Regions from separate parts of the Homo sapiens genome. Here region 2 is linked to region 1. The links are chromatin contacts, found by Hi-C or POLR2A ChIA-PET in ENCODE. All regions are on one chromosome and are shown on one strand. The core of a region is the stretch at or near the end of the contact, and the rest is flanking DNA. Distances in the headings are between cores, read along the strand shown.

Region 1 (6,985 bases), core at 318-2,817:
GGGGCTAAAACCTCCCTGGATAAGCTGGGGCAATTTCACCTCAGGGCACTGGCCCAGTTCTCCTGCTGTTCTCTCTGCCTGGAACTCTTCCCAGCCATTTGCGGGGCGGGCTTCTTCACCTGCTTCAGGTCTTACTCAAATGTCAGCTTCTGAGTGAGGCTTCCTGAACCATCTATTTAAGATAAGCCCCTTCCATCTCTGGTACTTGGTCTTCTGTGTTGTCGTTTTCTCCGTGGCATAAGACATTCTACACGTATTCACTCATCATCTCCCCCCATGACTCCTCACTAGAATATAATCTCCTCCAGAATGAGGATCTGCCTCTGTTTTGTTCACTTTTATAACCTCATTATTCTTAGCAAGAATAATGCCAAGCATATTAGACACTTAAAAAATATTTGTAGTATTAAAGTCCAATGAATATAAAAAAGAGATGGAAGTCAAATTTCTAAATGAACATTAAAAGCCAATAAATGTATATATCTTTATGGAAATAGTCATTATGGAAAAGAAGAGTTTAACGGTCTTGGAAAGGGATTGGCAAACTTTTTCAGTAAAAGGCCAGGTAGTAAATATTGTCATCTTTGCATCCATAATGCCTGTATTGCAGCTACTTAGCTCTCCTGCTGAAGTGCAAAGGCAGCCGCAGATAATATGTAAATGAATGAGCACGGCTGTGTTCCAACAACATTTTGTTTATGGATACTAAAATTCAAGTTTCATGTAATTTTTACGAGTCATGAAACATTATTATTTAAATATTTTTCTAACCATTTAAAAAATGTAAAAGTCATTCTTAGCTGTGGGCTGGATTTGGCCAGGAGGTTTTAGTTTGCTGACTCTTGATCTAGGATTATAGAAATATTTGACAGTTCTACAGATGCTGAAAGTACGAAAAGTATCCAGGAAGAAATATAGGCAAACCCCACCCCCCTAGAATAGGTTATTAGCAAAAATGAAAAGAGGCCCTTTGGTCAAACTTCTTAGAAGCTATATTCCATCAGCAGGTAAACCACAGGAATTAGCTTTTTTCAGGCAAGGGTGAGGTGAGCATTAGGCAACTCGTGGACTGTGGGAGTTCTCACAACCATACTAGATTGTAACTGTGCAAGAGGGAGCTATTTATATGATTTTGAACGAAGCTTGAGGCATATTCTGGTGCTTTTTAACTTCTATGTTAGGTGAAAAAGCTGCCTACAAAAGCCTTCCTCCCACCCAAAATACTAGCTGTTAGTTGGTGACTGATCCTCAGAAATATTAACATGAATCATATATGCTCTTTTCACAGTGCAAAAAGAGATAATTTTAACACTCAGAAAATGTCATAAACCACACAATAGAGAAGCTATCCAGCCTTCAAATTGTAAATAAATAAAATCCTGTTCCTGCATGGAAGCCTCTTCCTCCTTTCGATTCTGATGCTTCCTCCTCTGGATTCTGATGCCTGCAGGGCTGGCTGGTGTTAACCGTGTTCAGTCTGATGCTGAAGGCAGCCTTTGCTCTCCATCCTTCCTCCCTGGCGCCCACCCTTGTTAGCCCGACTGTCTTTGGGAACCCATAGCACTCAGCCTTGCCCTTTCTCTAGCTGCTGCTCTTCTCACCTACAGACAGCTTGTGGCTGCCCTGTCTCTACTGCGATCAGCCCGGGTTGGCCTAAGCAGCACCAGCTGAGAGCAGGGCTCAGCCTTTATCCAGGCTTCAGGAAAGAACCCCTGAGTTAATTTTCTTCTTCCTACTTGGAGAAACAGGTATTTTTGTCTTTGATCCCTAAGCTCTGTTTTCTTTCTCTTGTTACTAAACAGTTCACTCCCTATCCACTCTCCTTTTTTTGCAACTTCATCATTTTTCCACATTGCACCGTTTGGCACAGGAGAAGGAAAGAACCACATCAAATAAAGGAATGCAACCACAAAAGCTGCCTTGAGAAACAGGGCCCCAGATTTTTTTTTTTTTTTTTTTTTTTGTCAATTTACCGTTTTTGGACTTGTTCTCCCATAATCAAATCCTCCCTATCGTGCTAACAATGTGGTGGTGTGTCAAAACATTGGAATTCTGCTTCAATCAGCAACCCAGAGCTTAATAGGAAAATGAAGCAACAAAATGTTGCTCTTACTGTTAACCTTAGGCTAGGCCTGTCCTTAGGATGGGGACTGTTTGCTTCTTTATGGTAAATGGGCCAAACGTTCAGTTTTGTGAGAGCTTGCATTGTCAGCAGAGGCCCACAGCAGTGTCTTGAGCACCATTCAGGCACGCTTCTAAAGCTCAAGTACCGCAAACTGAAGTACGAAGCATCCCACAATTTAGTAAGCCAGAGAAGAGTTAAGACTAAATTTGTTTGCAAAAATTTTAAAGACACATTCATTTTACTGGCAGCAAGTCAGGGGTCTGGCTCTATGACACTCATGTCTGCAGTTATCACAAAAGGGCTTGCGTGAAATTAAAGTGGTTGTTTTGTTTCTTGTTTTTAAATTAAAAATGTGTGCAATATGTAAACCATTTAGGGACAACAATAAGGTGCCACAATTCCAAACCAAAACATTTGCAAGTCACCACTCTATGTCCTCAGGGAGTATGTGATATAGTTAATGTTTCTAATATTCATCATCAATGAAAACATCAGTTACAGGTAGAGAATTTCTGATTTAGCAATTTTTTAATCTTTTGTGATTAACTGGGTAAATTAAACTGTTTGAAGGTAAGTATTTTTGTTGTTTTGGTTTGGTTCACATGGAGTCATGTGCCACTTTGGTTAATGTGGGAAATAGCCTCTTCTTCAACATCATCTGTTGCATATACAAGCAGTGAGTAGAAGTGTATCTGTCCCTGAACACCAAAGTAGTGTGACCTCCCTTCAGAGATTTCTCTTGGGGAGAGAGGAAGGGGTGGGAGGAGACATACCTTTTCTCCCACCCTTGTTCTAGCATAGCATATTGGAATCTCAGGGTGGAGAAATGTGTTATTTGAAAAGAAGGAAAAAAGCTCATAGCTGGTTCTGATATGGACTAAAAGGACAGACTACCTGACTGCCCCACCCCTGAGAAATGCTGTTTCAACCATACAGAAGGAATCTTCTATCCTCAGAAGTTAAAGACCTCAGTTAATAGGTAAAGTTGCTGCTCTTCTAATTTTGGCAACATTCAGCCTGGCCCCAGTTCTACCTTGAAGAGCCGAGTTATTGGTGTCATTCCAGTTGCCCATTGATCTTCCTGTCCCCTCTGGAGACCTCTACTCTCACTCCCACCACAGCTGCCCAATAAGCAGAGAGTACGATCAAGTCAAGGCGGTGAACAATGAAGGGAAGAAGGGCAGAGCCAGTTTAAGGGGCTGTAGGCAGGTGCTTGCTTGTAAGGACCCTCTCTCCTCCCCATTCTGCTGATGCAGCTCAGGTGCCAAGCCCGGGTGCCTGGCCCTGGTGCCAGCTACTGCCCCAGGAAATGTCCACAAAGGTGAGCATGGGGAGCAGGACACAGACACTGGATGGGGGCACTGTCCCCCTCTGCAGTGTGCTCCCCAAACCAGCTGGAAAGCAGGAGGAACCATTTTCTGGAGCAGACTGGGAAGAGGGAATTGAGGAGGCTATAAGTGTGGTTAGTGTTTTAACAAAAATAAGATATATTCAGTAGATTGCTATCATTTCAAAAACATTTGATCTTACTAAATATCCTGTTTACTTAATAACAGGGAAGTGGGAGTTCAGTTCTGTTAATATCCATCTGTGCAAAACTAGGAATCTATTTCTAAATAACATAATTTATTTACCTGCATCTTTTACTTTTAAAAAATATCCACTAATTTAAATACTATTTTTAGCCAATTCTCTAAAATAGATGATTCAAAACAGCCACAATAGTAACAAGGGCCCACACTTCCCCAGACAGAGTGCGGGGCGGGCCTGCGGGGAAGCAGGGCCAGGGTGCCTCATGGTCCAGGCTGCCTAGAACTCAGGGGAACCTGTACTGAGGCGCCTGATAACTCCAGAAGATGGATGTGTTTGCTTTCTTTAAACCAGTGACACAAGACACAACAGAAAGGGAAAGATTTAGTCAGGAAGAGAAGGGGTTCTGGGAACTGTAGACAAGGACAATGCCAATTTAATTGGCCAAATATAATTGAGGTTGGCCTAATAACTTTTTTGGAAACCACTTTCTTGGTTGCTTGAGAATTTGGATTGCTACTGTTTTCTTAAGGCTTCAAAACCAAAACACTAAACATGTACTAATAGAGCAGTATTAATAGCACAAAGGGGAATGCAAACATGACTTATGAGAAAAGTTGTATGGCTGGCCCATAGCTATTATCTCCTGCCCCTGCAGCATGTGAAGGTATCAATACTGCATCCATGGCATCAATGGGCCGAAAGTAGTTTCGCTCAGACTCACGTGGAATCACATGTTGAATATTCATAGCTTCACTTCTGGAAGCTATGACTGTTTTACCCTGTATGGCAAATGGGACTTCGGTGAGATGTGATAAAGGTTAAGGACCCCGACATGAGGAGATTATCTTGAATTCTCTGGTTGGGCTCTCCATCAATCTAGGCCTCTTGGTGTAAGGATTCAGTTCAAGACACTCTTAACTCTCAGGATTCCTAGTACTCTCCAAAAATAACACTTCCACAGAACCCTGTGTAGGCATTTAGAGTCTTAGAGGAGAGGGCAGGGAAGGGTTCACAACTTCTGGGCCATCCGGCAAGTGCTGAGCATGAGAATATGTAAGGTCCACCACAGAGCTTCCGGCCATTCGATGGGGCCCCAGGCTCACATCAGCACCTCCCTTTCCCAACAAGACCAAGACTGCTTCTCAATACAGTCTGGGGCTAACTCAGGACAACTTGCTTTTCTGGATGTTTCCTCATTTCATTAGGAACCAACTTGGGATCAGGGTCACTCTGGAGCAAGGCGAGCCCTTAAGTTCGCTCCCATCACATTCTGAAACTGTTAAGCTGCAGGCATGCTCATTGCCTGAACAACAAACACACCAACCCAACTCTAGACTTGAAACAGAGATTGGGCATATTCTGAGTGACTTCTGCCTCCTAGGCAGGCGAAGGACTGAAGACAAACACTGGAGAGAATAAATGACAAGTTCATATGAGTAGAACCAAATCACAAATGTAAACGACAAATTTCAATCAACAACAGGGGAGCTGAACACATTATAGCAAAGTCTTCCAGTGGAGTACCATACAGCCACCAGGAAGATAGCAGCCTTCAGGTTCTGAGGGCCACTTAAAAAATACATTCATTATTTCCATTCAGACAAATGGCCATGATATATTGGATAGGAAAAATGCAAGCTGCAGAATAGTATGTAATATGTCATACATTTTTTTGTGGCTAAATTAAAGCAACAACAACAACAACAACTAAATAAATAAATACCCCAAACTGATTTAATAGGGCAACACTGCAAACATACTAAATCGACGTACTTCGTGTTTCTCAGTAAATCATGTTTCCCCCCTGCACTTTCACTGAGGCTAAGACTTGAGGCCCACTGTCCCAAGGAAGAGGGTGGCACCACCCAAGTCAGAGAAATGCCAGCACAGGGAAGAAGAAGGATGTGGCACCGGATGAGCACATCCCTCAGACAGGAATGGAAAGAAACAAAAGCAGAAAGGGGAGAAGTTTAGAGGGAAAAGGGACTGCCTGGTGTCCCAGAGGTTTTCCTTGGGTCTCAGTGGAGAGAGAGAGAGAGAGAGAGGAAAAAAGGGAAAGAGAGAGAGAAGCAGCGGTGGTGAAAGGAGAGACACCTAGGTTAACTGAGGGAAATCCAAGTGAGGAGTTTTTTACTTCACTTCCCACTTGGGAATCGACGAGATCATCTTGCAGAGGAAGGGAGTATTACAGTAAGACACATGATCACGTTGCATTTTGTATAGTTGTTCTTTTTTTTGACAGGGTCTTCCTCTGTCACCCAGACCAGAGTGCAGTGGCACCATCACAGCTCACTGCAGCCTTGACCTCTGGGGCTCAAGTGATCCTCCTACCTCAGCGTCCTAAGTAGCTGGGACTACAAGCATCACACCTGGCTAATTTTTGTATTTTTTGTTGAAGCAAGGTCTTCCTATGTTGCCCAGGCTGGTCTCAAACTCCTGGGATTAAGCAGACTGCCTGCCTTGGCCTCCCAAAGTACTGTGATTACAGGTGTGACCCACCACACCCAGTTGTATCCTTGTTTTATTTATTTTTTTTTTGGTTGGTATTGGAAAGCTATAACTGACACATATTACTTTTGTAATACGAGAGACAGAGATAGAGACAGACATAGAGATGGAGAGAGAGAGAGAGAGGCACTAAGGTATATAAGAACACAGTTTGATTGTGAAGTTGAGCTTTTTTAATTCCCAAAGACTATGGAACTCTATGTTATTGATCTAAAATCTACTACTATTTAGAAGAACATCAATAGCAGCTAACACATAATGAACATTTTCCATGAGCCAGGCATTATATTAAGAGCTTCTTTTATTTATCTTTATTTAACCCTTACAAAAGCCCTGTAAGGTTGATATATTGTACAAATAGCAGTAAGGCTTGGGAGGTTAAGTAACTGACTCAAAAGAACTCATCCAGTAAATGACGGACACAGGACTGAACCAGGCCATCCGATTTCTGAACCCACACATTCCGCTGCTGCGCTACACACTGCCTCCCACCACAGACCAGCTGGGCTTCGACAATCAGTTCGTTTTGCTGGTGTGTATAACATCAAAAGATCCAATCTTACCACACAAACTTGTTTGGTACAAAATGAAGAAGAAATAGTGACTAGCTAGTGAAAGCACGTCGTCAGAAACAGGCCCAGGTGCTGAGACAAGTGAGGGACAAAATTCAGGAAACAGCAGCACTGAGCCACAACTCATCCAGTATCATTTTTTCTCACCGGCCCTGATTTTTCTCACCAAAGTCCCTGCAGCCAGCAGCAGCACAGCTTCATTTTGCAGCAGGGACACTTGAGCATTAAACCCTACGTGCTTGCTTGG
Region 2 (7,371 bases), core at 4,299-6,798, 230 kb before region 1:
CCTGCTTGTGGCCAGGCGCAGTGGCTCATGCCTGTAATCCCAGCACTTTGGAAAGCCAAGGCGGGCGGATCACCTGAAGTCGGGAGTTCAAGACCAGCCTGGTCAACATAGTGAAACCCCATCTCTACTAAAGATACAAAAATTAGCCGGGCGTGGTGGTGCACACCTGTAGTCCCAGCTACTCGGGAGGCTGAGTCAGGAGAATCACTTGAACCCGGGAGGCAGAGGTTGCAGTGAACCGAAATCGTGCCACTGTACTCCAGCCTGGGCGACAGAGCGAGACTCCGTCTCAAAAAACAAAAAACAGAAAAAAACAAAATAACCTGCTTGTAGCAGAGGCCAAACAGAGCATTGCCAAGACAACTTGGAAGTGTGTCCTGAGCTATAGTCCTTAACCTTGGCCCAAATAAACTCTTTATATTAATTTTGCCTCCATTTCTTTCTTTAGATTGACATAGCCATAACATAAAATTTACCATTTTAACCATTTTTAAGTGTACAGTTCAGCGGTGTTAACTACACCCACAATGCTGGGCAACCAACACCATCATCCATTTCCAGAATTCTTTATTTTTTTTAACTTTTAATTACAGGTACATGTGCAGGTTTGTAACTTAGGTCAACATGTGTCATGGGGGTTTGTTGTACAGATTATGTTATCAACCAGGTATTAAGCCTAGTACCCATTCGTTATTTTTCCTGATCCTCTCCCTCCTCCCACCCTCCACCCTCTGAGAGGCCCCAGTCTCCAGCCTGGGCGACAGAGCGAGACTCCGTCTCAAAAAACAAAAAACAGAAAAAAACAAAATAACCTGCTTGTAGCAGAGGCCAAACAGAGCATTGCCAAGACAACTTGGAAGTGTGTCCTGAGCTATAGTCCTTAACCTTGGCCCAAATAAACTCTTTATATTAATTTTGCCTCCATTTCTTTCTTTAGATTGACATAGCCATAACATAAAATTTACCATTTTAACCATTTTTAAGTGTACAGTTCAGCGGTGTTAACTACACCCACAATGCTGGGCAACCAACACCATCATCCATTTCCAGAATTCTTTATTTTTTTTAACTTTTAATTACAGGTACATGTGCAGGTTTGTAACTTAGGTCAACATGTGTCATGGGGGTTTGTTGTACAGATTATGTTATCAACCAGGTATTAAGCCTAGTACCCATTCGTTATTTTTCCTGATCCTCTCCCTCCTCCCACCCTCCACCCTCTGAGAGGCCCCAGTGTGTGTTGTTCCCCTCTCTGTGTCCATGTGTTCTCATTATTTAGCTCCCACTTATAAGTGAGAACATACGGTATTTGGTTTTCTGTTCCTACCTCAGTTTGCTTAGGACAATGATCTCCAGCTCCATCCATGTTGCTGCAAAGGCAGAACTCGTTTTATCATCCAAAACTGAAACCTGCACCTGTTGGACACTGATTCCCCATTTCTCCCTTCCTCAGGCTCCTGGCAGTCACCCTTCTACTTCCTGTCTCTATGAATTTGACTACTCCTATCAGTAGAATCAGACAATATTCGCCATTTTGTGACTGGCTTATTTTACCTAACAGATGTCCTCAAGGCTCATCCATGCTATAGCAGGTGTCAGAATTTCCTTACTTCTTCAGGCTGAATCATCTCCATTGTATGGATAGAACACATTTTGTTTACCCATCCCTCTGTTGGTAGGGTTCAATCTCGATAACAAAAGGCAGCAGCCTCCTTCACCAGAAATGTTTTTCCCTTTAGGCTGCCAGCCCCAAGGGCAAAACATACCGGCATCCTTTCTCCTCACCCCATGAGGCTCTCTCCAGGCAAATGGAACCTTTGCGCTGGGAGCCACCTACTTCAGATCAGATTCTATGATGAGGACCAGATTTCCCAGAACTTTCCAGTCTTCCAGGAGACAATACTGAGTGAGGGCTAGGCAAGCAAATGGCAAAATGCCCCAGGTCTTCCCCCTTCCCAAACCAAGAAATACAACTGAGCTGCCCACCTGGCCCAAGGGAGCAGGAGGGAGAAGAGGCCTGGGGGGAGCAGCCCCCATTTCCATCTTGGTCCTGCACACAATGCCCCAATAACCCTATGCCCCACGCAGTCATGACCTGTTTAAAGCAGAACATGGTGGTGTGGCCGCCTGTTGGGCACCGGAGGTGACGCAGCCTCAGGGCCCAGAATGGCCTTGCCTTTCCCAGCCTGGAGAACACAGCACCCGCAACAGCATGGCCCTGCCCCACCCCATCCCTCGGAAATGAAAGGGCTTGCAGGCTGAAACCACTGCAGGAAAGCAAGGAAAAAGCCAAATGTCAAGCAAACAAAACAAGAAAGAAGCCTGTATTAGCCCGTTTTCACGCTGCTGATAAAGACATACGCGACACTGGGCAATTTACAAAAGAACGAGGCTGATTGGACTCACAGTTCTGCGTGGCTGGAGAGGCCTCACAATCATGGCGGAAGGCGAACGGTACTACTTACATGGCGGCAGCAAGAAAAAAATGACGCAGAAGCGAAAGCAGAAACTCCCTATTTAAAAAAAATCAGATCTCATGAGACTTACTACCATAAGGAAAGTATGAGAGAAAGCGCCCCCATGATTCAATGATCTCCCACCGGGTCCCTCCCACAACACGTGGGAGTTACAGGCGTATCATTCAAGATGAGATTTGGGTGGGGACACAGAGCCAAACCATATCAAGCCCCTACATCCAGAAAATGCAAATTTCATTCAACGCTAAAAAGAAATGTGCTGCCAAGCCATGAAAAGACATGGAGAAAACTTAAATGTATATTATTAAGTGGAAGAAGCCAGTATGAACAGGGTGCATACTGTATGATTCCAACTATATGACACTCTGGGAAAGGCAAGACTACGGAGACAGCAAAAAGACCAGTGGGTGCCAGGGGTTGTGGGGAGGGAGGGATGAACAGGCGGAGCACAGAGGATTTTTAGGGCCGTGAAACTACTCTAAGATGCTGTGACAGTGGATAAAGTCATCACACTTCGGTTAGAACTCATAGGACATCAACACCAAGAGTGAACCCCAATGTAAATATAGACTTTGGGTGATGATGCATCCATGTGGGTTCTTGATTTAATGAATGTACTACACATGTAGGGGCAGGGGTATATGGGGACTCTCTATACTTTGTTTTCAAATTTGCTATGAACCTAAAAAATAAAGTCTATTAGAAAACAAAACAAAAGGATCCCCAGATGCCCTGAGCTCTGTTTTACAAGGAGGGCCACCTGGCTCCTCAGGCCACAGCTCAGAAACCCCTGCTCTCCCTAGGAGGACTCACAGCCACATTTTCTCCTTTGCCTTTTAAGTGAGCTGTAGGGAATCCTTTGAGTCTCTTATCTGGGTCACCATTTAGGATAACTTCCACCGGAAGTGTCCTCTGCTTGGTTCCTTGACTTCAGTGTCACCTCCCCGGAGGCCTTCCCCAACTACCCCATTCCTAAGTCACTGTCCCTCCCATTATCTTGTATGATTTTCCGCCTAGCACTCATCATGTCTGAAATGAGCTCACCTGTTTACATATTTATTTTAAGTCACCCCTTTAGAGAATGCAAGCTCCACTAAGGCACTGACTGTGCCCCAGTGCCCAAAGCAGTGGCTGGCACAAAATAGGGGCTCAGCAAATATTTGTTGACTAAGTTATTTTGTTACTGAGCAGCAGCATAACCTAGGGCAAGGCAGTTAAACTTTTCTGGGCCCCAATTTCCTCATCTGTAAAATGGGCAACTACTCTTAATGATTGTGCTCCCTTTTCACGACAATGCTCTGAGTGTTGTCTCAACATGACCTTGTTTTGCCACGAAAGGACTTCTGCAGTGAAACAGGAGAGGTCCCCGATCCCCCTCAGGATGTGCCGCTTGCCTTTTCGGTCACCCCTGCTGCTCAAATCCCTCTCAGGAGGTGGAGCATGCAGATGGGAAGGTGCAGAGGCCAGGGTGAGCCATTTGGGCTCTGGCCCTACTGTAGTGTCTAAAGGTGGGTGCCTGCAACCCCAGTGTTACAAAGCTCTTTCAGCTTTGCTGTCCGCAGACAGCATGTGTTAACCAGCTCAATGGACCCTCTGCCTTTTCGCAAGGGCAGAGGGCCAGTGTGACAGCTCTCTGTATCACAAGCTCTTATCCAGCATCCCGGAAAAACTGGGTCACACATGGGCTTGAAGGATGAATGCGAGGTTTTATTGAATGGTAGAGGTAGCTTTCAGTGGGACGGATGAGGAGCCAGAAGGGGGGTATGGAGTAGGAAGGTGATCTTCCCCTGGAGTCAGGAGCCCAGCAGCCGGACTCCTCTCTGACCGTCCCCAGTCAAACTCCTCTCCATGTTCAGATGTTCCTCCTCCTCTCTCTTTCTCTACTGCATCGTTCCACTGTCCGTCTGCTGGTCTGCTGGCTTGCTCGTCTGTTTCTGAAGCCTGGGGTTCAGGGTTTATATGGGTGCAGGATAGGGGGTGTGGCAGGCCAAAAGGCAACTTTTTCCGCTCAAAAACAGGAATGCCTGTCCTCATTTAGGGCCGTGGGTCTTCAGGCTTGAGGGTGGGGCCTTTGCCAGGAGCCACCCTCTTCTACCCAGTATTTCCCTGTCTCCTGTCCGTATCACCAGGCCATCTGGATGAGTACTTATGGAGAGAGTTCCTAGCAGCTTAGGATGTTGCTTCACCTTGCAGACTTGAGTTTGCAGATGCCAGAGAGAGGTTGGAATGTGTGCTAAGTAGATTGGGGTATGTGAAAGTCTCTCCCCTAGAAGGTCAGCCGTAAGGAGGCAGGGATCTTGTGTTTTATTGATTTTTATGGCCCAAGAGTCTAGAACAGTGCCTGGCACCAAGGAGGCTCAACGAATAGTTATGAAATGAGCACAGGAGGAATGCTGGACACGTCATTGACAGTCAGAACATGAACTTCCATTCTTGGGTGAGTGTCGTGTGGTATGGAAACAGCAATAATAATGCCTTCCATTAGTGGAGCCCTCTGTAAGGTGTTTACACACACATCATCTCATTTGATCCTCATGACAACCCCATGAGATAAGTACCATTAAGTGTTATTATCCCCAATTTACAGATGAGATAACTGCGGCTCAAAGAGTTCAACCTGCCTGAGGCCACATAGCTGGTAAATGGCAGAGCCTGATCTTGAACCCAGGATTTTCTCGCCCTAGACCCAATGCTCTTATCTGCCTGTGTGTTGCTGGTCATGCAAAGCTCTGAGTGTGAGCAGCAGCTGGAAGCCTCACATGAGAGCCAAGGCCCTGAGGAGAGCCACCGTGGAGCAGACAGAAGAGCTACCTGTGACTGAGCCCAGGCCTGCTGTGCACACGGAGGCTGCCAGAGCTCTCAGCAGCAGGGGCTGGGTGAGAAGCAGGAGAGGCGGGTGAGCTGGGCCAGGCCCCTCTCAGCTCCAACAGTGGCCAAGTGCCCCTCTCGGGGAGCTCCTGAAGAGACCGCAGGGCCTCACGTAGGCACCGCCACCCTCAGGCCCAGACATGCATGGCTCCAAGCGGGCCCTTCACAGGGCACAGATGATGCCAAGGATGTGGGCAAACTGGTTTGAGGAACACAAAAACCAACTCAGAGTTTTCTCCCTTTCCTCAACAAGGCACCAGACCTGGCTTGTCACACCCCATGCCAAAGAGAAGTCTTCAAAGTGGTGTTTGCTTAGCCCCCACATCCTCCTGACTTTGCCAAAGTCCCTTATGTCTCCCTGAATCATACCTATGCACACGCACATGCACGCGCGCGCACACACATACACACACACACACACGGTGCCCAGGCCACCCCAGGCTCCTTTCCCTGGGAGCCCTCGAGCTGAGCCCTGGCCCACCTCTGTCCACAGCAATCCTTCGCACTCATCCTGCAGGCTCTTCTCTCTGCTGTCTGTTCCAAAGGCGCCTTCCCTCTTCTATACTCCAGAGCCTGCCCCAGGCCCTCCGCCCTGGTTCTGGCCATGGGGGCTTTCCACTAGATTTATCTGTACAGGTGACCGCTCCCCGTGTAGCCGCCAGCTCCCTGAGGGTGGGGCTCAGGTCCCTGTGCTGGGACCCACCTGGTCTAGGGGTCACAACCGCTGGCCACCCTGCATCAGGCCCTGTCAGGGAGCCCTGGGAGTCAGTAGTTTAGCAAACCTGTCTGGGGCCTTCCCCCTAGAAGCCACGGGGGCAGTCATGAAGAAATGGAGGGTGAAGGTGGGTGAGGCCAGGACAGGTGGCGGTCCACACACTTGCTGTGTTAGTCATCAAGGGCACCCAGCAGGGCAGAGGTCATCCCTAAAGCTGTGGCGAAGGGGATGGGTGGGGAGAAGGAGACAACGCATGCCAGGGAAAAGGCATCATGTCAAAACATCTTGCTGGAAAGGCAGTTTTCCTTCCAAACTCCCCAACAAGACCCGAAACGGTAAGTGGAAGGATGTCTTGATTAATCTCAGGCTGACGTTTTGCATTTGCTCTTGCAGCCAACACACACCGAGCCATCAAATCACCCTCCTGCTCCGTGCCAGACTCCGAACATGGAGTCCTCATTCCTGCCTCAGCAGCACTGGACAGAGCTTCTCTGTCCTCCCCCCTGGAAACGAGCCCCCAGCACAGGACCAAACAGATCATTGCTTCTACCTAGTGGAGCTAATAGCTGTTCATTGACCACATAGTCACTGGTCCCCTACTCTCCCAGCCCCTTGCTAAGCACGTCACATGCATTATCTCATTTACAAATGGGGTGGTTCCCAGAGATGGTTCTGGGGACCACAGTGGAGTGGGGAGGGGGCACTTCTGACCTGAGTGGAGTGAAAAGACAGCTGGCCCAGTCTCTTTTTGCGTCTGCTGCCCAGCATCATTGTCAACAGAGTCCACCTCATGCTTAGGAATGGCCCGGTTTGGAAGGTCAATTCTAGGTTCAGAGATTGGCCCAAGGCACCCTGTACCTGAGAGGGGCAGACACTAGAGGGCGCAAGGGAGCTGCGCTTGGTGGCCCAGGCTCAGGGATGTCAACTGGGCTGCAGCCTTGGGGCAAGGGCTATCTGCAGAGAGTGGAGGTGGGAGGCAGGTGGGGGGAGCGGGGGAGAGTGCCTAACCCTGCTCCCTCACAGAGCCCTTGCCCAGACCCAGCCCTAGCCCACATCCTCTCACCTCCATCAATCGCCCAGCAGGAGCCTGACCGGCCTGGGAACACAAGAGGGAAAAAGAGGTTCTGGGCCTGGCCTCTCCCCTCTCCACCACTTCAGCCCAGCCAGGCCCCAGCAAGCCTCTCCCCTGGGCTGGAGCCCTCAGACTCTCAGGCCGCTCTCCCGATGGGCTGGGACTGCAAATGAACCACGTTCTGGAAAAACAGCCAGGCCGTGCATCAAAGAAACTCCACGGCCCTCCAGGGGGTAGGT

Evidence for each region. Hi-C counts contacts between places; a loop is a spot of excess contacts on that map. ChIA-PET counts read pairs that join two places held with the same protein, here RNA polymerase II (POLR2A). Pooled maps may share reads with other maps.
Region 2: a pooled map shows a loop between it and region 1 (2.0-fold over the local background). The contact joins two enhancer-like sites. A Hi-C loop is called at or near these places in 4 of 50 pooled maps. POLR2A ChIA-PET finds 5 or more read pairs at or near these places in 4 of 52 experiments (AG04450, MCF 10A, T-cell and 1 more).

The regions. Positions count from the first base shown.
Region 1 is chr2:28,219,830-28,226,814 of GRCh38, reverse strand. The region is part of intron 7 of BABAM2 (BRISC and BRCA1 A complex member 2); the gene reads right to left. Among named protein-coding and RNA genes, the nearest start is that of BABAM2-AS2, 87 kb to the left of the region's middle. Within about 2 kb of position 1,567, at least 7 of the 41 ENCODE cell types and tissues checked have a DNase peak (open chromatin) inside an H3K27ac peak, as active enhancers do.
Region 2 is chr2:28,452,233-28,459,603 of GRCh38, reverse strand. No RefSeq gene overlaps it. Among named protein-coding and RNA genes, the nearest start is that of PLB1, 40 kb to the left of the region's middle. RefSeq lists enhancers at 6,847-7,360, 7,361-7,371. Within about 2 kb of position 5,548, at least 2 of the 41 ENCODE cell types and tissues checked have a DNase peak (open chromatin) inside an H3K27ac peak, as active enhancers do.